Regions from separate parts of the Mus musculus genome. Here all the other regions are linked to region 4. A link is a loop called in an ENCODE intact Hi-C map of the cell type or tissue named here. Cell type or tissue: heart. All regions are shown on one strand. Region 1 overlaps Fmn1 (formin 1). Region 2 has its middle 20 kb from the start of Tmco5b. Region 3 overlaps Scg5 (secretogranin V). Region 4 holds the start of Gm13963 (a long non-coding RNA gene). Region 5 overlaps Scg5 (secretogranin V).

The links. Hi-C counts contacts between places; a loop is a spot of excess contacts. Peaks named below come from ENCODE experiments on the same cell type or tissue, not always from the same donor. Only the 100,000 strongest peaks of a DNase experiment are listed, where the experiment ranks them.
Region 1: it touches region 4 in a loop (10-fold over the local background); 14 of 42 quality-filtered maps call a loop at or near these places.
Region 2: it touches region 4 in a loop (2.2-fold over the local background); 8 of 42 quality-filtered maps call a loop at or near these places.
Region 3: it touches region 4 in a loop (4-fold over the local background); 3 of 42 quality-filtered maps call a loop at or near these places.
Region 5: it touches region 4 in a loop (2.7-fold over the local background); 2 of 42 quality-filtered maps call a loop at or near these places.

Annotation. Positions count from the first base shown.
Region 1 is chr2:113,466,949-113,471,948 of GRCm38, forward strand. The region is part of intron 4 of Fmn1 (formin 1); the gene reads left to right. Among named protein-coding and RNA genes, the nearest start is that of Gm13963, 78 kb to the left of the region's middle. In heart, a CTCF peak has its summit at 2,779 (motif pointing left); no DNase peak of the experiment used is centred here.
Region 2 is chr2:113,303,309-113,308,308 of GRCm38, forward strand. No RefSeq gene overlaps it. Among named protein-coding and RNA genes, the nearest start is that of Tmco5b, 20 kb to the left of the region's middle. In heart, a CTCF peak has its summit at 2,228 (motif pointing right); no DNase peak of the experiment used is centred here; H3K27me3 peaks cover 325 bases.
Region 3 is chr2:113,805,499-113,810,498 of GRCm38, forward strand. The region is part of intron 2 of Scg5 (secretogranin V); the gene reads right to left. Among named protein-coding and RNA genes, the nearest start is that of Scg5, 21 kb to the right of the region's middle. In heart, a CTCF peak has its summit at 2,386 (motif pointing left); no DNase peak of the experiment used is centred here.
Region 4 is chr2:113,388,287-113,393,286 of GRCm38, forward strand. All of the region lies in intron 2 of Fmn1 (formin 1), which reads left to right. It overlaps Gm13963 (a long non-coding RNA gene), which reads right to left and starts at 3,476. Exons shown (of 2, transcript XR_003954049.1): 1 at 2,825-3,476. In heart, a CTCF peak has its summit at 2,832 (motif pointing right); no DNase peak of the experiment used is centred here.
Region 5 is chr2:113,821,082-113,826,081 of GRCm38, forward strand. The region is part of intron 2 of Scg5 (secretogranin V); the gene reads right to left. Among named protein-coding and RNA genes, the nearest start is that of Scg5, 5.5 kb to the right of the region's middle. In heart, a CTCF peak has its summit at 3,065 (motif pointing left); no DNase peak of the experiment used is centred here.

The sequences.
Region 1 (5,000 bases), 79 kb after region 4:
TTTTGTTTGTTAGTTTGTTTGTTTAGCTTGTAGTTTATAGTTCATCTCCACTACAAAAAGAAGTCAGCAGGAACTCAAGTTTGAACACTGCTTATGCATATTGCTCTCCATGGCTTACTCATTTTGGCTTCTGGTTTGGAAGCAGCACTGCCCACAGTGGGCTGGGCCCTTCAATGTCAACCAAGAAAATGCCCTACAAGCTTGCCTCTGGGCTAATCTGATAGGGGCAGGTTTTCTTCGACAAAAGTTTCCTCTTTAAAGATTGTCTTGTGTCAGGTTGACATAAAAACTAACCAGTACAGTGGTCAATAACTCACAAAAGCTCCATCCCTGGAACTCTTTACAAAACCTAAAGGCAGCACTCTGAATCAGAGTGTCTTCTCAGAAATTACTTACCCATTATACAACACTGTGGAGGGGCCTTGTGAATCCTGTAAATTTCAGGAACTTCCTCCGGCTTCATACGATTTAGTCTGAGACTTGTAAGTTTCCTTTACTCCTTGAGTTTTACAAGGTTACTAATCTTCCTTTCAGAAGGGATTGTTTCAATGAGAGGAAATAATTACACAGCAGTTCATCCCTTCCTTAATTCTTATATTCTTTCCATCCCCCTCCTCCACAATGGTAAGGGAATGGCATAAATTCCTGCTTTTTTTTTTTTTTCCACATATAGCTGGGAGCTTGGCTGGTTATTATTCAGTAACCATTTCCCATAATAAAAGAATAGGGAGCTTCCCTCCAGGAGCTTGGCGGATAGCATCAGTAATCTATGGGAGCAGACATAAAGATTTAGAAAGCATAGTAGCAGACACATTACATATAGTTAACAAAATAATCGCAGATGCTTCTCTACTGATGCATTCAATTATATTTTAATTCAACACAAGATTTATTGATATAGTTCTATGAATTATATAAAATCAACATATTGACTCTCATTAGCACTATGTAACTCAATAAATATACTGTGAAAATTGGTACACTAATCCTACATTAACGGATTTGTCTCAAGTTTCACCATTATTTTTGAAATTTGCTGAGTGCTTGATAAATCCAATGAGTACTAGTCAGTGAAATGGCTTGATGGGTAAAGGCCTTTGCCAACAAGCTCAGGACCTGAGCTCAATCCCTGGGATCCATAAGGTGAAAATCTACTCTGCAAGTTGCCCTCTGAGCTCCACACACACAAATACATCACACCACGTGCCATTTTGCTATCTCTATATCAATGCCAAAGTTCCTTAATTGCCAGCTGCTGCTCAACCTTTCCTTGAGACAGGTGTGTGTGTGTGTGTGTGTGTGTGTGTGTGTGTGTGTGTGTATGTGTGTGTGTATGTGTGTATATATGTGTGTGTGTGTGTATGTGTATATATGTGTGTGTGTGTGTATATATGTGTGTGTGTGTGTGTGTGTGTGTGTGTGTGTGTGTGTGTGTATGTGTGTGAACCTGAAAGCTGGGCTGGCAGTCAGCAGCCCTTGAAGAGCCTCATATCTCCTCACTCCCACAGGGCTGCAGTACAGGAGGCTAGAGTTTTGTTTTGTTTGGTTGGTTTTTTTTTTTGGGGGGGGTGTTGTTTTTGAATGCTAGGGATTTGAACTCAGGTCTTTATGTTTATACAAGCGCTTTTACCTGCTGTGTCCCTTCCCTAGCTCTATGACTCTTTCTTAATTTTCTTTTCTTATACCATGAAAACCTTTTAATTTTCAGTATCTTCTACTCAAAAATGCTTTTAGGACTAGAGTTTATGTGAGAGTGCTTGAGTTTTTTTTTAATCTTGGTGCCTGTGTTCAGGTTTGCCATGTCAAGTCTCTGTAATCACCACTGTTGTTTTCTCAGCCTTATTTTAAAAGTGTGATATCGTCATTTTTGTTAGCAGTGATTCTTCTTATTTTAGACTAGGTACAGATTCCGAAAATAGCGAAACATTTTCAGTGCATTTGATATTTAAATTTTCTATTGGGTGATTTAATATTTCTATTGTTGATCTCGTCTGCCTTGATTGTTTGTTTTCTTTGTGGTGCAAGTTAGAGGTTTGGCCCGAAGGCTCCTATCTATAGAATAATTTGAGGAATCGTGCATTTTGCAGTTGTTTCTCCTGGTCTATGCAAGGCCTATAGATTGGAAGTACATCTCATAGGCATGGTGTCTAGGGGTTCCTACCTGATTTGGTATAGATGCTGTATAAGTAGTCATTAGCACAAGCATGGCACAGGGATTTAAGATCTGAAGCTTGCTCTTTGGTGCCTAGCTGATGGTTTGTTCAGCTCTTCTTCCCACCCAGGGAAGCACACCTCAGCTAGGTTGTGAGCTATAAACCTTGGATTCCCAACCCTAAGAGTACTAAGTCCTGGTGACTGTGAGCTAACTGTCTTGCCCCTTGACACCTGACATCACATGGTTGCTTTATCACCCAGCTGTCTAGGATGTTCTGTTTAGCAACTCACCTGTGGTTTGATTCTCTTGCGTTATCATTGATTTATCAGTGCTGCATAGACATGGAAGAGGGCCAAGCAAACTCTAGCCTAGAACACCCAGAAGCCCATTGGGTCATGCTTGTCTTTTTTAGATTTATGGTTGGAAAAATCCTGCATTTGTTCTGTTTCTTCTCAAGTAGCCCCACATCCATTCTCTTTCTGAATGAGAGGAGTTCTTAGCTTTGGTTCAGTTCCCCACCCCCAGGCCAGGCGCGCCTACCCCTCATCCCTCCACCCTAACAAGCCTTCAGGAGTTGTGGTGCTTCTTAGGACATTCCAATGTGCAGTGTTGTGACTGCCATCTAGTGGTAGAATCAGGTACTTTTAGTTGTGGGTTTTTTTTTTGTTTTTTTGTTTTTTTTTTTACATTTTATTCTCAGTGTGTGTCTTGAAGAGTAGAAATAGAAAGCTTTATTATGCTGGCATCCTGGAATTCTAAACTTCTTGGCATTTTAATCCTAATAGAACAGGAAATAGGAGTAAGAGGATGAAGTGAAAAGGCAGCTTGTCCAAGGCAGGTAGGATTTGATGGAATGGCTACTTTCTCTGAGGTAACCCAGCAATGGGGTCAAACTCTCAATGCTTAAAACAGGTGATGTTCAGAGTCACAGATATGAACACTGACCTTTGAACCTGTTGTACATCAGTATCCCAGAACAAAAAGACACAAGTGCTGTTCCTTGCTCAGATTTTTAGTATAAAGCAGTATATAGATGTTGGGTTCATTAACTGCTTCACGTGCCAGTCTATGTTGTCTGGAGAGAATATGTCTCATGTCTCTAATTCTCTGAAATATATGCAGGGAGCTGAAAACTTGCCAAACATGCCCATTAACGGTTGCTCGCTAGCAGCAACAATGAATGCTGTGTAACAAGCCAGCGAAACATCTAATAGCTCCGAGTAACAACCATTTCTTTGCATGGATATAGAGAATACGTGTTGGTTTGTATGAACTAGACTGGGCCCTTCCAAGCTTGCTTCCCTGTCTACTGTGCCTAGGGTTTGAGTCTGTGCATCTCTGGGACCCAGGCTGAGGAAGTAGCAGGCACTCAAGGTGTGTTCTTACCTAAAAGCAGAACAGCACTTTGAGAGGCAAGCAAAGCTGTCATCAAATCTAAGGCCTTTCTCTTCATACCTCCTGTATTCCAGCAGCTGAAGCTAGTCAGGTGGCCGAATCAAAAGCAAGGGGATTTTCTATACATCAAAGGAAACAGGGTGGAAGTAGATGAATAATTTTCTAGCCGTGCTCCAATCCACATCTGCAAATAAAACATTTAGAGAAGAGCAAGTAAGGCCTTTTGAGACAACACAGATTTAATGATTTCATACCAGACGGTCTGCCATGAAGCTCCTTACATATCAAAGATGTAAACCTCGAAAGACCTTTGAGTTTGGGCATGCGTTCTGTTCTTCTCACTGTTATCCACACTCGGTGCTCAATTCAGTGCCAGGCTCGGCGAGAGAAGCTATCTGGTTAAGCTACTATAACCAACATTCCATAAGCTGTGAAGCTTATAAACAAAAGAAAATCTTTTCTTACAGTTTCGATGACCCGGAAGTCCAAGTTCAAGGTTACGACTGGGGTCGGGGAGGATCCATTTCCTGGTTCACAACTGGCTATGTTCCTGTTAGGTAGATACTTCTTATGTCTCCTCAAGGTGAAGGAGATAAAAGGGAGACTCTTTTAAAAGAACACAATTCCATGCATTGGTTCATGGTAACTTTTTTCCTCCTGACCCAGTTTGCACTCAGAGATCCCACCTCCTAATAGCATCACTCTGGGAGAATTAGTATTTTAATTCCCTAAGCAGTTGGCACAGAACAACAGGATATTAGTAAGCTTAGGGAGTTGAGGGCTCTCCTCATTTTTTATATTGGTTATCTTATTTATTTACATTTCAAATGTTATCCCCCTTCCCAGTTAACTCCCCTGTCCCCTCCCCCAGGCCCCGGTTTCTATGAGGTTGCTCACCAACCCACCCACCCACTCCCACTCCTCATCTTTTAATGCTGGTAATTCTTATGTTTCTGCCTAAAGAAATCAGTATTGAGAATTATAATCACTGAATTATGGTATTTCTCTCATCTGCTGTCCAGTGCTGTGTTGTTTGGGTGAAGAAATTATTATTATTTCTGTGTACATATAGAAAGATAATCAGTTGATCCATTATCCACTTAACCTCTGTACAGCTTCATTCTTTTTGAAGGGACAACATGGACCTTCTGCCCCTAATCTGATTCAGATGCTGAGACCTTGTGTACACTGAATCCACACAGAACATGTGAAAGGGGTTTTTTGTTTTGTTTTGTTTTTGAGTACATCCTGAGATTTTCAGGACAAATAGGTCAAGCCTACAAGGCTGGTCTAACATGACTTGAGGAAGAGAGAGGGGATTGGCCTGGCTTTTCATGGTATTAGGGGTCATGGATAGGGTGAGGGTTCCCACTTACGGGCAGTAATTTGTAATTTGTGTGGTCTGGCTCTCTCGTCATGGTTAAGGGCTTTCTTGCCCTTTGGCTCATAT
Region 2 (5,000 bases), 85 kb before region 4:
CCCTGGGTTGTATAAGAAGGCGGACTGGGCAAGCCGTGGGAAGCAAGCCAGTAAGCAGCATTCCTCCATGGCCTGTACAGGAACTCCTGCCTCCATGGCCTGTACAGGAACTCCCGCCTCCAGGTTCCTGTGCTGCTTAAGTCCCTCCCCTCACTGCTCTCAAGGATGAGCTATTGAACGGAGCTGTGAGTGAAATCAACCCTTCTCTCCCACTGCTTTGCTCATGTGCTTCATCTCAGTGATAGTAAACATGACCGAGATTCTAAGGCTACATTTATATTATGTGGAGATGAAAGATATGGCCACAGCTGATCAGAAAGTGCAATCAGAGGATTCCCTGACACATGCATCCCTTGTCACATGTTTGTTTGTTTTGTTGTGTTTGTTTTCTGCTTTTTTTTATTAGATATTTTCTTTATATCTCAAAATTTTCCCCTTTCCAGGCTCCCCTTTGGGAACCCTCTATCACATCCCCCCCTTCCCTTGCCTCTGTGAGGATACTCCCCCACCCCCTACCATCTTCCCACCCTGGCATTCCCCTACACTGGGGCATCAAAGCCACTAGGGCACAAAGACCTCTCCTCCCACTGATGCCAACAAGGCCATTCTCCGCCATATATGCAGCCAACGCCACGGGTGCCTCCATGTGTACTCTTTGGTTGGTGGTCCAGTCCCCAGAGCTCAGGGCTCTGGCCTGTTGACACTGTTGCTCCCTCCATGGGGCTGCAAACCCCCTCAGCTCCTTCAATCCCTTCTCCTACATCGGGGACCCCGTGCTCAGTCCAATGGTTGGTTGCAAGCATCCGCCTCTGTATTTGTCAGGCGCTGGCAGAGCCTCTCAGGAGACATCCATATCAGCAAGCACTTCCCAGCATCCACAATAGCGTCAAGGTTTGGTGGCTGTATATAGGAATGGGTCTCCAGGTGAGGCAGTCTCTAGATGGCATTTCCTTCGGTCTCTGCTCCACACTTTGTCTCCATGTTTCCTCCTGTGAGTATTTTGTTCACCCTTCTAAGAAGCACTGAAGCATCCACATTTTGGTCTCCCTTCTTCTTAGGCTTCATATGGTCTGTGAATTGAATCTTAGATATTCCAAACTTTTGGGCTAATATCCACTTATCAGTGAGTACATACCGTGTGCATTCTTTTGTGACTGGGTTACTTCACTCAGGATGACATTTCCAAGTTCCATCCATTTGCCTGCGAATTTTATGAAGACATTGTTTTTAATATCTGAGTCGTCTTCCATCTGTCACATGATTCTTAATATTTCCTCTATGCATCTAGCTCTTCTCTCAGACATATTCCATCCTTCTGCATGAGATATACTCAGACATACTGCATCCTTCTATGCTGGTTAGATAGACTGGCTGCAGAGCACTGGCTCAGGGACATATGAGTGAAGTAAGCCATCACTTGTAGGGAACCACCCAGTTGGAATCTTGGACCTATAGATTGCGCTGAAGGTCCATGTTGCAAAAGCACCAAGGTTTTTGCTGTCCCCAAAAGGAGGAAGCTGACTCCAGAAGAATTACAGAAGCAGAAGAACACTGCTTTAAATGAACAGTGACAGGGTGGGAAGGTGACTTAGTAGATAAAGTGCCCCAAGTGCTTGCGGCATATGCATGAAGACCGGAGTTCAGTTCCCAAGAAGTCGAGTGAATGCTGGTGGGTGTGACTACGCATGCTTATAATTCCCATGCTTAGAGGGCCAGGACAGGAAGCTATGGTTCTGAGTATGAAATATCTTCTGTAGTCTCATGTGTTGAGCACTTGGTCCTCAGCTGGCTGCACTGTTTGGGGAGGTTATGGAATCTGTAGGAAGTGGAGCCTTGATGGAGGAAGTATATCTCTGGGAGGCGGCTTTGAGGTTTCATAGCCTGGCTTCACTCCCTGCTCTCCATCCTCTCTCTACTTCCTAAATGTCGATGGTGGTCAACCGGCTACCAGCTTCGCCTCCCTGCCATCCCTTCCCGTCGCCATGTCTCTCCGCCATGATGAACTCTAAGACAATGTAAACCTGTTCTCCTTTAATGTTTTTGTCAGTGAATTAAGGTTTCTAAAGTTCTTATAAAACAGCATGATAAGAAGAAACTTGGGGGAGGAAAGGATAATTTTAGCTTATACTCTCAGGTCACACTCTATCACTGATATAGTCAAGGCAGAAACAACCTCGGAGGGAGTAAGGCGTCTGTGGGTCATGTGCATGCAGTACTCATGGAGGCCAGAAGAGGGCATCAGATCCCTTGGGACTGGAGTTAGAGAAGGTAGCGGCCCTATAGGTGCTCAGAGTTGACGCTTTTCTTCAAGAACATTCAATGCTATTAATTGCTAAGCCATCTCTCCATCTATTCCACTTTACTTTTTGAAACAGGGTCTCTCACTGAACCTGAAGCTCACCAATTGGTGAGCTGTTTCTGCCCTAAACCCTAGCACTGAGATTGTAGGCATATGTTCCTGCATCGGGCTTTTAAATCTCAGTTCCTGGGAGTCTGAATTCAAGCCCTTGCCCCTGCATGACATGGACTTTATCAATGAGCCATCTCTCCAACTCCTTGACTGTTAATTTTAATAGATTTTATAGGGACCCAGTGTGCTAATCAATGTACAGAGCATTATCGGGAAGTATGCAGGCAGCATCAGTAGCAAGTTAACCTGCATCAAGATGTTGGCAGAAGACTAGATGTTCCAATATTCCTGAGGAACAAAAACTTTCCTGCTGACAGCTGAAGCAGAAGCGTCGTGCTTATTTGCACAGCTTCTCTAGATCTAACACAGCTCCTCGAAGTCGGGGGGGGGGGGTTGGGGGGCGGGCACTGTCAATCTCATGGTAGATGCCTGGCCACAAGGTGAGCTAGTTGCAGGAGGAAGATAATAAGCTTGCAGATGGACCATTTGGTTACAAGCAAGGTAAGTATGAACACCTGGCTTTTATCCAAGGACAGCATCTCATCCTTCGAGGGAACTCTAAGAAATGACCTGGATAAAAGGGAGGTCGAACTTTGCATCCTTAGCAGACAAAACAAGAATATGCAAGGGTGTCTCAACCAATAAGCATAGTGGCTGGCAGGATGTTGGTTTTTCAACAAATGTTAGCCATAGTGGGTGATTCTGTTGATATTTGTGGCTAAGTAGCAGACTAGTTAAAATCCAAGGGAGATAAAAGAAGACTCAGAGAACCAGAGTCAAAGGCATACACAGTCTTCTCATGATGGGACATCTGCTATAACCTCCAGCACGACGACTTTGGAGTGGTTGAATTATTGAAGATTAAATACAAAGGGAAACAAGAACTAGAGGTCTGAATACATGAAATTGCTCTTGATAGTAGTCTCTCTCTCTCTTTCTGTGTGTGTGTGTGCGTGTGCGTGTGCGTGTGCGTGTGTGTGTGTGTGTGTGTGTGTGTGTGCTTGCAATGGCTAAGCCAGCTTGTTATCAAGTCTCTGTCACTGTGAGGAATGATCGTGAAGTACAAAGAGACATGTGGCTGAGGAAGTTTGTGTTAAATCATACACCATTTGCCCAAAACTTAAAATGGGGATACCTCAATATAGAGAACTAGAAACATTAAAATCTCAGGATGACTCTAAAATCAAGGGTTTGAAGTACATTCTCCGCAAACACAGCTTCAAGGTCTCTTACGACCTGCTTTGACATGGAGACAGACACACAGAGACCTCGCTTCTAACTATTCAAAATCTCACTTCCTAGCTATTCACCTTGGCTTTTTCTCTCCAATCCTGAAAGATGACAGCAGTTCTGTAAGCCCTGCTTCTAAGAGCTCGTCTCATCTGTGTCTTTTCTTGCCCTTCACTTGCTCATGTCAAATCTTTATGAGATTGGGAAGATATTTCTAACCAGAGAGAAAGAATTTGGCTCGTAATTGAATTTTCAATGAAGCCATTATTCTCTGTATGCTCTGATATTAATCTTAATTGAGGGGCTATTTTCTCAGGCTCTCTGGATGAGAACACCAGTTCTGGGAAATGTTCCTATAACCCAATCAGACTCTTCCTTATGCCAAACACATATACAGTGTCTACGCTGTAGTGTTACAGCTAATCTCTAAGGTTACTTGGAATCTGGGGTTTTTTGTGTGTTTGTTTCTTTCCATTTTTGCGAAAATTGGAAGATTATATATATATATATATATATATGTGTGTGTGTGTGTGTGTGTGTGTGTGTGTGTGTGTGTATCCCTTTTGCGATATATATACATATACATATGTGTGTATATATACATATATTGCTAAGCTTACCAATAAAAAATGGTTTGCAAGTAGCTCCACACAAATAAGCAAAATTGTAGCACAAATGCCCTCTTCAACTTAAAAGTAGATATGCCTATCCTCCTGGCCCATCCCATCTCCCCACCCCCACTCCACTCCACACTTGACGAAGTGACTTTATTCTGAATTATACAGGCATCTCCATCTTCAGGGCTTTGCTTGTGAAAGGCTTGAGGCAGCTGGCTGAGAGTTCAGCAGTGAGGTTAGTAGAATGGTCAAATTCTCTGGGCCTCAAACACAAAGTTGCATATTTCCAGCTGTGATTCTCTACAGAGCCAAGGTTCCTGGGAACTGAGAGCCCAGCATCCATCTTTATGTTATAGTGAGGATGAGTTTCAGATAATAGCAATGTAAGAACTTTGTGTGGTAAACTGTAGTGGTGGATTGTCTAGCCTTTTGCATGTGGCTTTTTTGCTTTTTTTTTTTTTTTTTTTTTTTTTTTTTGGTTTTTCGAGTGTGGTCTTTAAAAGCAATTTACACTTAAGTTTGGACATAGCTACTAACTTTATATGAATGTCATTTATGTATGTGAAACCTTGAAAATATTAGTCTCCATATTAAGCCATTTCTCCAAAGAGCTCACTCAGCAGACATGAAGTGTGTCTTAAACTCTTAAACTCATACTCCCTAAGGTTGAGCCAATCAGCTTATGAGGGGGGAGTTTTAAAAAGCAAAACAAAATGAATAGCTTCTACTCTCTCCACACTGCC
Region 3 (5,000 bases), 420 kb after region 4:
GGACAGATTACTGGGTGTGCATTTGTCCTATTATTTCAGGGACATCAGGCACACTTTGAGGAAAGGCCACCCTGGTCATACATCTTCCTTCTGTTCACTTCAGGACAGTGATGTGGACTTAAGGGACTCCACCCGTGACACAGAACTTCAAAAATTTGTGTAAATCTTGAGCCTGTTCTCACCCCTCAATGCTAAATGGCTTTATCCATGCTGATCTCCCCTTTGGACAAAGCACTCAGAAGAAGAATAACTGTGAAAGATTCTCCGAGAACAAACTGAGACGTGGGTAGCTGGGAAGGAAGCTGGCCTCACCCTCTACCTGGGCTTCAGTACCACACATCCTGAGTGAGGCAGCCCTTTCCAGACCTCATTGCTCTCTTTGGTATTCCTCACATGGAACACGTGTTCAGTACCCGTCTATTTCTAGGGCTGTCTTTATTCCATGAGAGAAGAGGGTTATGAAATACTTCCCAGTATACCAGCTGTCGTTTCTACAAACAGGTCTATTCCAGTCTACAAAGTCCTAGCAGTAGTCTGACAGGGAAGTTGAATGCAGTCCCTCATTGCATGCACAATGAGTGTGGCTATTTCAAAGGCCTTGCAGCCATTACCATTATTTTCCAATTGCATGTGCATGGGTGTTTTGACTTCATGCAGTCTATACATCATGCGTCTGTCTGATGCCTGTGGAGTTCAGAAAAGGGCACTGGGTTCCCTGGATCTGTAATTAGAGAGAGTTGTAAGGTGTCATGTGGGTGCTCAGAATCCAACCTTGGTCCTCTGGAATAGCAGTCAGTGTTCTTAACCACTGAGCCATCTGTTCCAGCCCTTTTGAAATATGAGTTTGTATTGCTTTTCTTAACACGGGTTTCCAAGTTGCACAAGACTCAGGCCCCGAGGAACTTGACGCTGCTCTCTGATGTTCCTACAGTCATCGATGATTTCTTCAGATGCCATTATTTCAACTCAGACCCATTCAGCACAAATATTTACAGATCCACTAGGTCTGTAGCCATGGAGAAATGAGAACTCAATTCTGAAAAGTTAGAGTGATTGGATCTGATTCTTTTGATCCCAAGGAAGGGAGTGGGAAAAGGGTGGGCAAAGGAAGAAAAGAGGAAGCAGAGAGCCGTGCCTCCCAGATCCACAGTTGACCTTCCATCAACAGCTGTCATAGGCCCTCCTTCAGCAAAGAATGTCAGCTCTTCAGACTCAATTTTCTATGAAACGCGCGTGGTGGGTGGATAGGAAGTTCCCAGACGTCCCACTCTGACCCTTGATTCTGTCGCATGCATCGGTTTGCTTTATTGTGGCACTTCTCACTGGAGTCTCAGAACAGCCTCGGGCACCAGCCAGTGGAATTTTCTGGTGAGCCTCAGGCATCAGACTGAGCACTCTTCCTGCTACGCTGGGCTGAGATCCTTGCCAGCCGAGCAGTAAGTCAGGCTGATGTCATTAGTTTTGATGGCCTTCAGATATGTCCTGTTGTCAGGCTAAGTCAAGGAGGAGCGCTTGATAGTAAGCAGCGTCTCGGCCTGCTCAGGGACAGGGGCTGAAGCTGGAGTTGGCACCGCGGCTCACAGGGAAAGGCTTTCTTTCTCTGATGCCTCCATTTAAAACCTGGCTTTTTCCCCCCTCCAGATTGAGCCCCCCACTGCTGCCAGCTCGGTTGTCAGGGGGTCAGAGTTACTAATAAACAAGCGTCACCAGTTGTAGATACCCAGGGCACCAAACCCAAGCTGCTGGGAGGCCTGGGGCCCAGAAATCTTCCATCCTAGCATTCCCGGCTAAACAGTGAAGAACCATCATATTAAAAGGTCACTGTTTCAAGCAGACCTGAAAGTGCCCCTGTCTCCTGCCAGGAAGCCAGATGGGGCAGCACTGTCAGCCTAAAGCAACCAAATCCACATCACAAAGAACACCTACTGGAGGTTCCAGGTATGTAAAGTCACTGTGAAAGTAGGCCCAGGGGTAGAATTGAGATTAGTCAGTGCTCTTCCAGTACTGGGAAAGGGGAGAGGAGGTGGGAGAGATGGCAGGGATGAAAAAAGAGATAAAGTTCCTTTCTGAGATGATAAAAAATATTCTAAAATGGATTGCTGTGACACGAATACACAGAAAACCATGAAACTGTACAGTTTATTAGGCAACTGTGTAAAGCACAGCTGTCACATATTTTAAGCAAAAACAGGAATGGCCCTGACCACATACAAACGCATCGGGCCCACTCATGGTCACTGTCAGGTTAACTACAAACCCGACCAGTGGTGTTCTATGCAGGAAAGAGCTCTCAAGGATCTTCACTTAGCCCAGCTCAGGACCCTGGGTCAAGTAATAGCCTCCTACTCGCCAGAGCAATGATTCTATTCTGAGCCAATGGCGCCGCCTGGTGGCCATCACACAATTAATTCCCCGTCTTCTCCCGAATTTTCACTCCAATATTTCTCTACTTGTACTAAAAATCTTAGAAAAACTTTTGCTGCAAGTCTGATTGTGAAAACTCAAGGTTCTATGAAAGAGTCAGTCAGGCGCAATTACAGCTGGTGAAGAAGGAATGCATCTTGTTAACAAACACTTCAAAGAATAAGAAAAACACAGGGACGGAAAGATGTGCAGGTTTGTAGATCACGAAATAAATACTAATTAAAACATTAAGGTGCCGGGCGTTGGTGGTACACGCCTTTAATCCCAGCACTTGGGAGGCAGAGGCAGGCGAATTTCTGAGTTCGAGGTCAGCCTGGTCTGCAAAGTGAGTTCCAGGACAGCCAGGGCTATACAGAGAAACCCTGTCTCGAAAAACCAAAAAAAAAAAAAAAAAAAAAAAAGAAAAAAAAAAAAGTAAAGAAAAGAAAAAAAGAAAAAACATTAAGATACCAGTTTTACCTTTCAAGGAGTTTTTAAAGGGCAGTTGTCATAGAAGACAAATGGAAACGCTGTCCATGAGTAGAGTAGAGGGAGAGAGGGAAGGAGGAGATGGAAGAAGAGAGAAACACTGCAGCCATTGGTTAAACAGTTGAGAGCAACTTGACAGTAGTTGAGGAAATAGAACCTAAAAATATATAGAGTTTGGTCAAATTATTCTTTTCCCTGAAATGCACACCCTAGGAAATTTATCAGGTGTCTACATGAAGGGTCATGTGCATATATAGTCAGTAAGGAAATATTTATGAAAATAATAAATTGGAAAAACTCTAAGTGCCCACCACTTGGGGGATGTTTGCACTGTGTATATTTGTATAAGAGGATGTGATGCAGTTACTAAAAATCATGACATTAACTTGTTAGGATATAGAATATTTTGCTGGAATATTACCTACGAAATACAGACAAACACTATTTATGAAGGTGGGAGAGATGGCTCAGTGGTCAAGAGCATTTACTGTTCTTACAGAGGACCTGAGTTTGGTTCCCAGCACCCACAACAGGAAGCGCACAACCTCCTGTGATGACCACTGCAAGGAAGATGACCATGTCTTCTGGCCTCTGCACTCACGTGCGTACAGCCCCCAGCAATCTCCCCACAGATAACTGTAAAAACCTTTATTTGAAGTGTTATTTTCAAGGCTATCCATTAGAGGAAATTACCAAAGTAAAAGGGCCCTAAACACACACACACACACACATACAAGTATGCACACACACAGGATAAATACATAAACTAAATAGATGTCAAACATGGAACCTTCTAAGTGGTAAGACTATAAATAATCTTTAACATTTTGTACTAATGATTCACAATGCTTTTATTACTTTCATATTTAAAAAGGTTTAAACATAATTAGAGTCCTTAAAGTTACTTCCCAAATTTTGTTTTGAATATGCAAGGGTAAGAAAAAGACAGATAGGAGAAGGAAGAGATGAAAAGGAAGGAGAGATATATGTACATACATATATAGACACACACACACACATAATGTATATACGTACACATACATCACATCATATGTATGTGCATACACACACATATATATACACTCGCACATATACATTGCAGAGAACTAAATTTCAACAGAAGATCTTAACCTGCTAGGAACATTTAAAATCACCTGAAGATGTTTTGAGCTGTCCCATTGGGGAAAATCTACTGCCCTCTAATGGGCAGAGGCTAGGGATGTGGACCGTCAACGGGAAATGCTGCAGCCTAGGTATCAACAGTGGTGAGGGTGCAAATTCTGCTCTAGATTCAAATACAAGTGAGCCAAATCTAGATTCTATGTCCTAAGCCTGTCTTTGCACACTGCTCAACCACTTCCACTGCAAAACAGAACATAGGATTTATGAAGACAAAAATTGTAATAAATAACATACTGGGCCACGGTAGACACAAAATGGGGATTATTTCCCTTCTACTAGAACATTTCCCTTTGAATAAGTATTTTACAGATCTGTTTTTACCCTTCATGTGGAGACTCTATCTATGTCCAGTATTTAAGAAACATAAGCTGTTATTAGACGCGTTCTCACGACCGGCCAGGAAGAACACCACAGACCAGAATCTTCTGCGGCAAAACTTTATTGCTTACATCTTCAGGAGCCAGAGTGCAAGAAGCAAGAGAGCAAGAAGCAAGAGAGAGAGAAAACGAAACCCCGTCCCTCTTAAGGAGCATTCTCCTTCGCCTCGGACGTGTCACTCCCTGATTGGCTGCAGCCCATCGGCCGAGTTGACGTCACGGGGAAGGCAGAGCACAAGTAGTCATAAGATACCCTTGGCACATGCGCAGATTATTTGTTTACCACTTAGAACACAGCTGTCAGCGCCATCTTGTAACGGCGAATGTGGGGGCGGCTCCCAACATCTCCCCCTTTTTCTTTTAATAAGAGCAAATAGGCCACCCATATTAATGAGAGTGGAGATAGAGGTCAAATCCCCAGTGTGTAGGTAAAGGAGCCATGTACAGGATTAGCTCTTAGGCTTACAGGCTTTTACCCAGAGCAACCCTGACCTGCTCCCGTGTCGTTTTGCCTGGGGGAAGGGAACTAGGACACTGAACCTTCATGAA
Region 4 (5,000 bases):
TCATAATTTTTCAAGAGACATACACTGCCTCAATATTTTTCAAGGACTCCTAACAGTCCTATCTTTGAGACAAAGATCATCTCCATCTGAATAAGTGTGGAGCCAAAATAGGGAAGGTTACATACTAAGGAAAAAAGACTCTGATATTGTCACCTGTGCCCCCACCTCCTTAGCTACATTATGATGTCCCTATAACTATGAAATGGCATACTGTGAAATTAAGCCATGTACACAGCTCTATCACTGTGGTTATTTGTGTTTGTAATTATGAGACATTCAAAATTCATTTTGTCATTCATCAAATAACATAATCATGGGTTTATCACCCCTCTAGGTATAATAGACATAGACCCAACAGAGAAAAGCAAAGCTAATTCCCGTCTTCACAGAGCTCACATTCATTCTGGAGGGATAAATATCAAAATATATAAACTAACACATCAGCTGTGACCTCCAACTAATGCAGGAAAATCTGTAGCCTTTTGACCTGTAAATTAGCTTGTTTAGTGTTGGTAGGGAAGCTGATGGAAACTCTTTCCACTTTAATGTGTTTTACATGTTTTGCAAACACGAGGAAGCCACTCAGCTGACTCTAGTGGCATTCCTGTGGGGGCATCAGTGCTCCCCAGGGCGCTCGGCAGGCAGAGTCCTTGGTTTCCCGAGCCTCACAAGCATCTGCCAAGACACCCCCAGTTCCAAAGGGAACTGCCAACCTCACATCTAAGGGCAGGCTCTTTTCTAGCAGGTGCCACAGGGAAGCAGGCCAGAGTGGGCAAGCAGGCTGAGCAGGATTCTCTTCCCTGACCAGGTTCTACTGCATGCCCTCTGAAGGGTCTGCTGGGAAATCTTCAGTTGGCACCAGGAGTTAATATCAGCAGTCCATTTTGAGAGACATGGCTCTACAGAGAATTAAGAGAGGAAGAGAGTCCAGGGATGTTATATTGGCCTCTTGAAAAGACTTGGTTGCCCAGAGGAACCTCTGGTACTAACCAATTCTTAGTATTTTTAACTCCTTAGGTCTTACCAATCTTGTGTTCAAGTCAAACTACACTTCATTTGGACTTTTAACACTTTTAACAACATTTCTTGGTAAACCAAAGATGGATAGATAGATAGATAGATAGATAGATAGATAGATAGATAGATAGATGATAGATAGATAGATAGATAGATAGATAGATAGATAGATAGATAGATTAGTTAATTAATATGAATAGAGGGTGAGTTGAGGCAGGGAGGGAGAATATTCAAGGGTAATTTGAAGGAAGAACTAGGAACAGAATATTTCAGGCATTTAAGTGACCTTTATTTTAATTGCAAAACTTTGTGAGACCAATGCATCTTTAGATTTTCTGACCAATGCATTTGTAGATTTTCCATAAAAGGCAAGGTAGCTGAGTGTCAGGCAAGTTAAGCCACCATATGGGATGGTGCTTTTCCTGGCCCCCTCCTTTTCCGGGCTCCTGCTCTTGACCTGACTTGTGCTAAGCCTAGCCCTATGCACTTCTGCTTCCTCTCCTATCTGCAGTGACTACAGAAGGAATGTGGAACTGGGGTGGGGTGGGGTGGGCTGTGAGCAGTGACACAGCTGAGTAGAGACCCTGCTTTGAAACTGTTCTCCAACAAGCATATGCTTCTCCCTGGAGCTGTTGTTTATCTGGTGACCTGGACGGAGATCAAGCATTGTTAGCTCAGCGCTGCTGCCCCTTGGGCAAGCATCATACATCTCCCGTGGCATGCCTACTGTATTTCGATTTGCCTTTTGTATGAATTCCTACACTTTGTATTTAAGATTAGTGAAGCCAACTGTCTAATTAATTGGGTCAAATTGTTGGGTGTACTTACCACTGACAGTGGTTTTCAGGTGTTTTATGCCATGACTTATAAAGGCTTTGTAGAATGATGGTAGTGCCCTCGTCTGATAGTTAACTCACCAAACATGTGAGAAGTTAACATGTTGAATTGTGCTCTTTGGAACTCTGAGCAAAGAGTTCAGTGTATAGACTCAGTTGCATTTATTATAAAACAAGTAGAATAGTCAGTACTCCCTGATTATCTCCTAGATGCATCAGAGTACTCCTGGAGCTGTTAGGGTCCTTATGAGAAAATATCAACCCTGGTAGTTTATCATTAGCTATCAACATACAGAAACTTGGGCATTCAGACACAGCCTCATTTCTTCTTAAGCTTGAACTCTGGAGACAAGAGCTGACTTATCTAGGGTCAGACAACAGCTGATTGGTGTTCGAGGCAGGACTGGGACACAGATATGGAGCATTTCAGTGGGCACTCTTGCCCTACACTGCCATTATGACTTTGCTTGTATGCTGGGCACCATCACTTGCAGAGAATCCTACAGCTCTTATGTCTGTATGATGAGGCCTAGTTCCAGACTATTCTCACTCACTCATGGTACAGAGAGGCAATGGAAGTGCAGCCTTGTCCTAACAGCAGCCTCCTGGGCTCATGGAGGCTGCTGATGCTGTGATAGAGATGGGTCCCCAGCTCTTGACTGCAAGTGCAGAACACTGTTCTGTCTTACAACACTCTGAGTTGTAGCTGGTGGTTGTACCAGAGAAGGTTTTAACTTATAATGTGAATACCCCCTCCCCCATGAACTCATGCACAGATCTGGTAAACTGAACTGTGGAGGAATGCATAGTTTTATATAATGATAACACTTGGTACAGAGCTGTGGTACTCTTCCCCCAACTCCCCATGACTTAAGGTCATGGTGGGCCTCTACTTGCTCATCTACAGTCAGGGCAGTGAACAAGAGACTCTTTTCTAGTCTATAGAGTTCTGTGGTCCTTTTCCTATGTACCTTCATGTTTCGTCCAGTAGAGGGAGGTGTGTGCTCACAGACTTAACAGCCCTTCCTGTCTTCTCTCAGTAGGATACTTGAGGAGTCTCCTAGAGGGTGTTAAAGTCATACAGGTCCAGGCAGGACATGACCCCCTTCTGGAAGACATGGACACAGTAGAGCAAGAATTCAAGTTGTGCCATTATACAGAATTAGCAGAGGAAATCGTATGCGTGCTAGGAAGCTAATCACTAAGGCTCTGGAAGTTTTCAGGAGGATGCTTCAAAGAAGAGAGAGACAGGTTGGTGAGCAGTTGTCCCCTCTGTTCTTAGGTGTGCAAGTCAGTAATACAGGAAATGTCTGTGTCTCACAATATCAAATCAGAGCTGAGCTGAGGCTCCTTTGTCAAGTGACATAATATAGGGGTGCATAAGGGGAAAAGGTAATGTCACCTGATAAGTTGGGCATCTTCAAACCTGGAGCCCGAAATACCACTCTATCCACAGTGTGTCAAATCAGAGTTCTATGGAAGAAAAACAGAGCATCTGTGCAAAATAGCGTTTCATCTGTGCACAGTAGAGAGGACAGCAGGCAAAACTGCTAGAGGGGAGCTGCAGCTGCACTGTGCCCGGCGCGCATGGAGGATGCTATATTGAAAATAGTCCCGTGCTCATATGTTGCTCAGTTAGAACCATTTATAGTCACAATAGAAGGTGACCGAGGTTAAGAAGTGGCACTTTGAAGTTTTAGACTGGTACAGGCTAAGAAAGGAAGGGAAAGAAAATATTCTGTCTAACCAGATATGGGAAATAGTATTTCTGGTCTTCTAACCAGTCTAGATGATTGCAGAGAGGGTAGAGGAAAGAGCACCCTCAGAACACGTCCTAGACCCTGGTTGTCTTCATCTCTGTTCTTCTCCAATGGAGAGGGTCAAGGTAATGACGTGTACTCAGTCTATTTGCTGTTTGTAGGCAGGGCTTTTTAGAGCACATTCTCGCATCTGTAGCATCAAGCGACACTGCAGAGTGCTTCCATCATTGGGTTGGATTACCCAGCAAGGGCATTTTCCTAGGATGTACTGGCTGCTCTTTTCACACTGATTCTTCTAAGTCCCTAAGCTTGCAGGCTCATCGGCTTCCTGGTGGTGTGTTGGTTGAGCAGTGGCCCAAGCTGATCTAATCATCCACTGCATCACCCCTCAGCCTTGGCGTCTGGAAGGATGCGTGCCGAGGGAGGCAGAGACTTTTGTACCCTACATTCACAGCTTATAAAAGATTTTATAATTATGGGGTCCATCGCCCCAAGAGTCTGTCTCAGAGCAAGCTGGCCTTGCTCACACACAGTGAGCTAATGCTGATGACCTGTGGTAAGCAGGCATCTTAAAATTTTACTTCCTTGTGCCATAGCCTTTGAGTTGATCAGGAGTGCCATTGAATCAGTAAAAGTAGTAGCCCCACTCACACTCATTTTAATACAACACCGTGTACTTTGCCACACATTTTCATAGCTGTCAGTCATCTTATCTGACCCGCCTCTCAGCCCCATGGCAGCGTTTCCATTTGTTCTTGTTTGTTCACATGTGGAAAAACTGAAGCTTAGGGAATTGAAGCTCCCATAAGAAACACAGCTAGTGACCAAATCCTAATACACTGGGTGTTTTGACAATAAAACTAAAATGTATTCTTTTAAGAATAAATACCACTTAATAACTTATGGTTTAAAATGCACATCTATCTTATAAAAACCAAAGCTCAGTGTTTTATTGACATCAGAATCCCTTAAAAATCAAGGTTTATACATGTTATAGATTTGGGCTCACTGTAATGTTTAAAAGCTTTCTGCTGCATTCTTAGCTTTTGTTGACCTTTGTTCTCATATGCTGACATTTGCTTTCATATATTAACATTTCTAAACAATTTCATGATGCTTATGTTCGTACCTAAGCATTTAAAATATGTTTTAAATATTTAAAACACGTATTGGTTGTTAGTTGATTGGTTGGTTGCCTTTTAAATGCAGTGTCTTGCTATGTAGCCTAGGCTGGACTTGAACTCAGAATCCTCCTGCTTTGGCCTCTGTAGTCCCGTGGTTGTGTATATGGCACATCTGGATTTAAATGCTTGGTTTTTGCAGAGTATGTACATATTTCCATATGTGTAGCCACATTTGAGCGTTCAGCAGTCTTCTGAATGCAGTG
Region 5 (5,000 bases), 430 kb after region 4:
CCTCAGGTCCCTGAAATACCAGCCACCAAAATCACCTGTGGTTTACCATAATGCCTAGACTCATAATCGTTTCTCAACTAAATAGCCCAGGATTATACAAGTCTGCAGGGATAGATGTACTCAGACCTAAAATAGCTGGCTTGCCAACAAACTTAAAAAACCCAAGCCACTGCGGGAAAGCATAAACAGATTCGGTCGTTAGGATGATTATATCAAATAAGACAGTTACAGGAAAGCAGCTCTGCGAACCATAAATGTTACACAAAACTGGGTTACTGCTCTTCCCTTCCCTTTGTGTACGTAATCCACTTTGTCAATTTTCTGTGGAAAATCCTTCATTGCGGCTTTCCAGGTGACTCATGGTGCTTCTTGTTGCCGGGGGTTTTTTTTCCAGATGGTATGAATCAGGTGACATGAGACAGAGTTCTAGTTTAAACACCACGGGCTTTGCACAGATATGGACTTTGCACAGACAATGCCTGACAGGAAAAAACCCCAGGAGCCAAGGTTCTCCAGGAACCAAGACGCCTCCTGGGTTAAGCCCACACTTCAGGAAAGTGCAAGGAGTCTTAGCTGCCAGCTTCGAAGCCGTGCCTTACAAGTAGACGGGAAGGGAGGAATGCTATGCTTAGATTAATTTTTTTCCCTGCTGTACTGGCTGGTTTTGTGTGTCAACTTGACCCAGGCTGGAGTTATCACAGAGAAAGGAGCTTCAGTTGGGGAAGTGCCTCCATGAGATCCAGCTGTGGGACATTTTCTCAATTAGTGATGAAACAGGGAGGGCCCCTTGTGGGTGGGACCATCTCTGGGCTGGTTGTCTTTGGTTCTATAAGAAAGCAAGCTGAGCAAGCCAGGGGAAGCAAGCCAGTAAGTAACATCCCTCCGTGGCCTCTGCAACAGCTCCTGCTTTCTGACCTGCTTGAGTTCCAGTCCTGACTTCCTTTGGTGATGAACAGCAGTATGGAAGTGCAAGCTGAATAAATCCTTTCCTCCCCAACTTGCTTCTTGGTTCATGCGGGAATAGAAACCCTGACTAAGACACCTGCCAAACTCTCGTGTGAACAATATGGAAAGTGGGGTGGGAGAAAAAGGGTTAGAAAAAAAATAAGAGTTTTTTAAACCTCATCAGAATTTAGAGGCAGCAAAGTTCACTGTCCCCACTTGTTCCATTCAGGTTACGGTCACAGAAATGGGCCGAGCGCATGGTTTAAATGCTGCTTCTCCATGAAGGCTGCACACAGCTGGGACTTGGTGTTCGGAAGAATGAGTTAGGCTACAGAGCTCACAAGAAGCTCTAGCTCAGGCCCTGTACCCACAGATGGACACTAGCTGGAATAAGCACTCAGTGTTTATGTCCCCTTAAAAATTATACTGAAGTCTGAACCCCCAATGTGGAGGGGGTGCAACTGTCCTCCATGAATTCTCCGGCCTCTCGGCCATGTCAAGAGTCAGCTAGCCCTGAAGCGTGAAGCAGGCTGTCATCAAACACCTCAGCCGGGGCCTGATCTAGACGGTCAAGAGCTGCGAGCAGTAGACCGAGTCACCTGGGCGGATGAAGACAAGCTGGGCTCCAAATAACTGACTTCTCTAAGTTAGCAGCTGCTAGGCATGAAATTTCACCTTGCTAATTTTGCTGCTTTTCTATGGCCCTCTTTGACCTCTGTGCTTGCTGGTTTTCTGTCACCTTGAGAGATGCTGGAGTTATCTGACAGGAGGGAGACTCAATTGAGCAAAGGCCTCCATAAGATGAGGTTGTAGAACATTTGTGATTGATAGGGAGGGTCCAGCCCATTGCAGGGCTACCCCTGGGCTGGTGGTCCTGGGTTCTCTAAGAAAGCAGGCTGAGTAGGCCATGAGGAGTGAGCCAGTAAGCAGCATCTTTCCATGGTCTCTGCATCAGCTCCTGCCTCCAGGTACAGGCCCTGTTTGAATTCCTGACTTCCTTCAGGGATGGACTACAATGTAGATGTGTAAGCTAACTAAACCCTTTCTTCCCCCAGTTGCTTTTGGTCATGTTTCATTACAGCAGCAGTAATCCTAGCTAAGACAATACCATAAGAAAATCTTATTTATTTGGGGGATGAACCAATACTTTATATTGTTCAATAGTCATGGATAGTGACAATTTCTGCTTATTCTTTGAAGTGCCATAACCTTCTTTACAGCTACTGAGTCTACTACTTGGAATTTGTGATTGTGAGACAAGGCCGCATTATGGACCCAAACCAACCTGGAACTCACTGTCTAAAGTTGGCCACCCTCAAATTTATAATCCTCCTGACTCCACCCAATTTTCCAGTGCTTGGGGTGCCTAGCCCTTTTGTGTCAAGTTCTTCAGAACTTCGTCTTAGGTGCTCTGTCCCCATCAGCAATGTTTGCCTAGACAGCTCATCCACTCGATAGCCTCAGCCACTCCTGTCAAGGAGAGGACTCCAAAATGCCCTCCCCCTACATCTGTCTTGTGTTCCGCATATCCAAAGAACCATCCTCATGCCTTTCCAGACACGCTGGAGAGCCTTAACGACACAATCATTTTCATCTTCCCTAGCCTACCTGCATGTAAAACGTTTTAAGATTTGTATCCAGGCAGCTAATCCACACAGGATATTTAAAATCATTTTCCAAGGTCTTCTTTTTTTTTTTTTTTTACAAGAATTTCAGTTGTGTGAGTGATTTCAAGGCAGCCTCAGAGGGCATAGGAAAAACTGGAGACACCGACGCAGGCAAAGTTATCATTGGTTCCTCTAGAATGGGGAAAACTACAAAGAGACTTTAGAAAAGTTATCTGGGCTAAGAGACAGCCCTCCCTCCCTTCCTTCCTTCTCCCTCCCTCCCTCCCTCCCTCCCTCCCTCCCTCCCTCCCTCCCTCCCTCCCTCCCTCCCTCCCTCCCTATCTCACTTTGTCCCTCCTTTCCACATCCCCTCCTCCTTCTAAATGCAGAAAGAGACTCTCCAGAAACAAAGTGAGACTCCTCTTCCATGTTTACTGCCCCGGTTCTGTCAGCCTTTGATTGGGAGGCAGCTATTGCCACCTCGTGGCAAAGTAGAGGTACTGCAGCTCCTTTATTCAAATTTGGCCAAACATAGGCTTATTAAAATCTACTTGCCTTTTCAATAATGCCACCTTACAAAGGGCTTTTTCCCCCCCATTTGATACAATTTTTAAAAGTTTCAGCTCTCTTTTATTTTGAAAAGAATGAAATTAAGGTTCTAAATGTGTTATAAAAATATTTTGATGTATTTTAACAATATAAATAAAATTTACAATCATCAAATATTTATAACGTCTGTTTAGTGGTTTGAGACTTAGTGTTACCACAGTGCTAAGTATTCAGTAGCTTAAAGTGTTGGAGGAAGAAACAGCTGACACTTTAGGAGAACAGTTTGCTGCTGTTTTGGGTTTTTTTTTATTTTTAACCTGAGGCTGTTAATATTCAAGGGCTAGACTATCTGTCCTGGTTCAATCAACCCCAATTCAAGAAGAGTGTCAGTCACCAGAGACAGTTTTTACTCTCCAAAGTCCTCACCCTTAGTAAACAGCTCTCCGAGTCTGTCCCTGGGAGAGCTGCTAGCTTACCCTGCCTCTAAGGGAAAACAGTAGCATTTACCATGTCACAGAGACCTGCTCCAGCAGCCGGGGGAGGAGGAGGAGGGCGGAAACATAAGGTGTGGAAGCTGACCAACGCTGGTGATGAGCAGTTAGAAAGATGATCAGAAGCCCAGGAGGTGGGGGCAGGAGTGTGAGAAGTTCAAGGTCATCCATGGCTACATACAGTGCTCAAAGCCAGCTTGGGCTGTAACAGATCCTGTCTCAAACAACAAATAAAAACTGACAAACAAGTAAAGCCCTCATGCTGCTGCTGCTGCTGCACACAGAGGCGGGGTCTTGCGGTCTTTTTATTAACAGTTCACATGACTGTATGTGAAGGAAGCCTTATTTCATCCATAAGAAAATTACCTCTCAGAGAGGCCGCCAAGATCTCACGTAGCAAGCAAGCAAGCCGTGTGTACACGGCTCAGACTCCGTTCTCCTGCCATCGACCTCCTGAGGTTGCCTTTAGAAGGGCACTCACTTCCTGGCAGTCTTTACTTTGTCCTTTTGTCTTGGTTTTGGCCAACAATTTTATACATTTGGAAGATGCTACTTCTTGGCTGTTTTTAAGGTTCCCACAGAGGCGTGCCTAAGCTAAGTAGAAATGAAGAAATAACTTACTAAAAGATGACGGCACCAGAAAGTGATGGGGTTGGCCTTTAAATCCAGGGAGCTCTGGTAACAAAACTCATAGCAACCCCATTCCATACGGTTTGAAGTTTTCACAGGAATACATGTACTGTGTGTGTTCTCTATAAAAATCAGGAGGGGGTAGCAGGGACACCTTTAACTGATTCTCTCTGATGCTGGTAAAAGAATGGAAGGAGCTATTCCACATGGTGTGAGTGAGTCTCTGAGCATAGAGTACAGACAGATGGGCGAGTGGAACAGTGATCTGTTCACAAAAATAAGAACCAGGCCATCCATCTAAAACCCAGGATGGACTGGGAAAAGCTCAAGGTTTGTACTTCATTTCTATCCGCCCACTGTCTTTGATCTACTTCCTGTCATTTTCCACCTCAGCTTTAAGAGACAGAATTCTAAACTGGCTCCAAGATTCTTCTTACCTGCTGAACATACAAGACCCCCCCCCCCCCCCCCCCCGCATGTGGTGGAGACTGGAGATAAGTAGCTATCATCTTAGATAACAAAGGTGGCCGATAGTCACTCCCAGGACTCTATTGCAGCACCCTTATCAGATTAAAGGGGCTGATAATGGAGAAGTAAAATGTCACAACAGAACATTCTTGTTCAGGATATTCTGCATAGGAATATTCGAGGCAGTGTCCTTCCCAAGGGACTTCCCAGCCGACAGCCATCAAAAAGGGAACTTGAGCTGATAACTGCATGGAAATGAAGTCTGCCAGTCAGTCACCTTAACAAGCTTCTTAAAAGCCCCCACACCAGT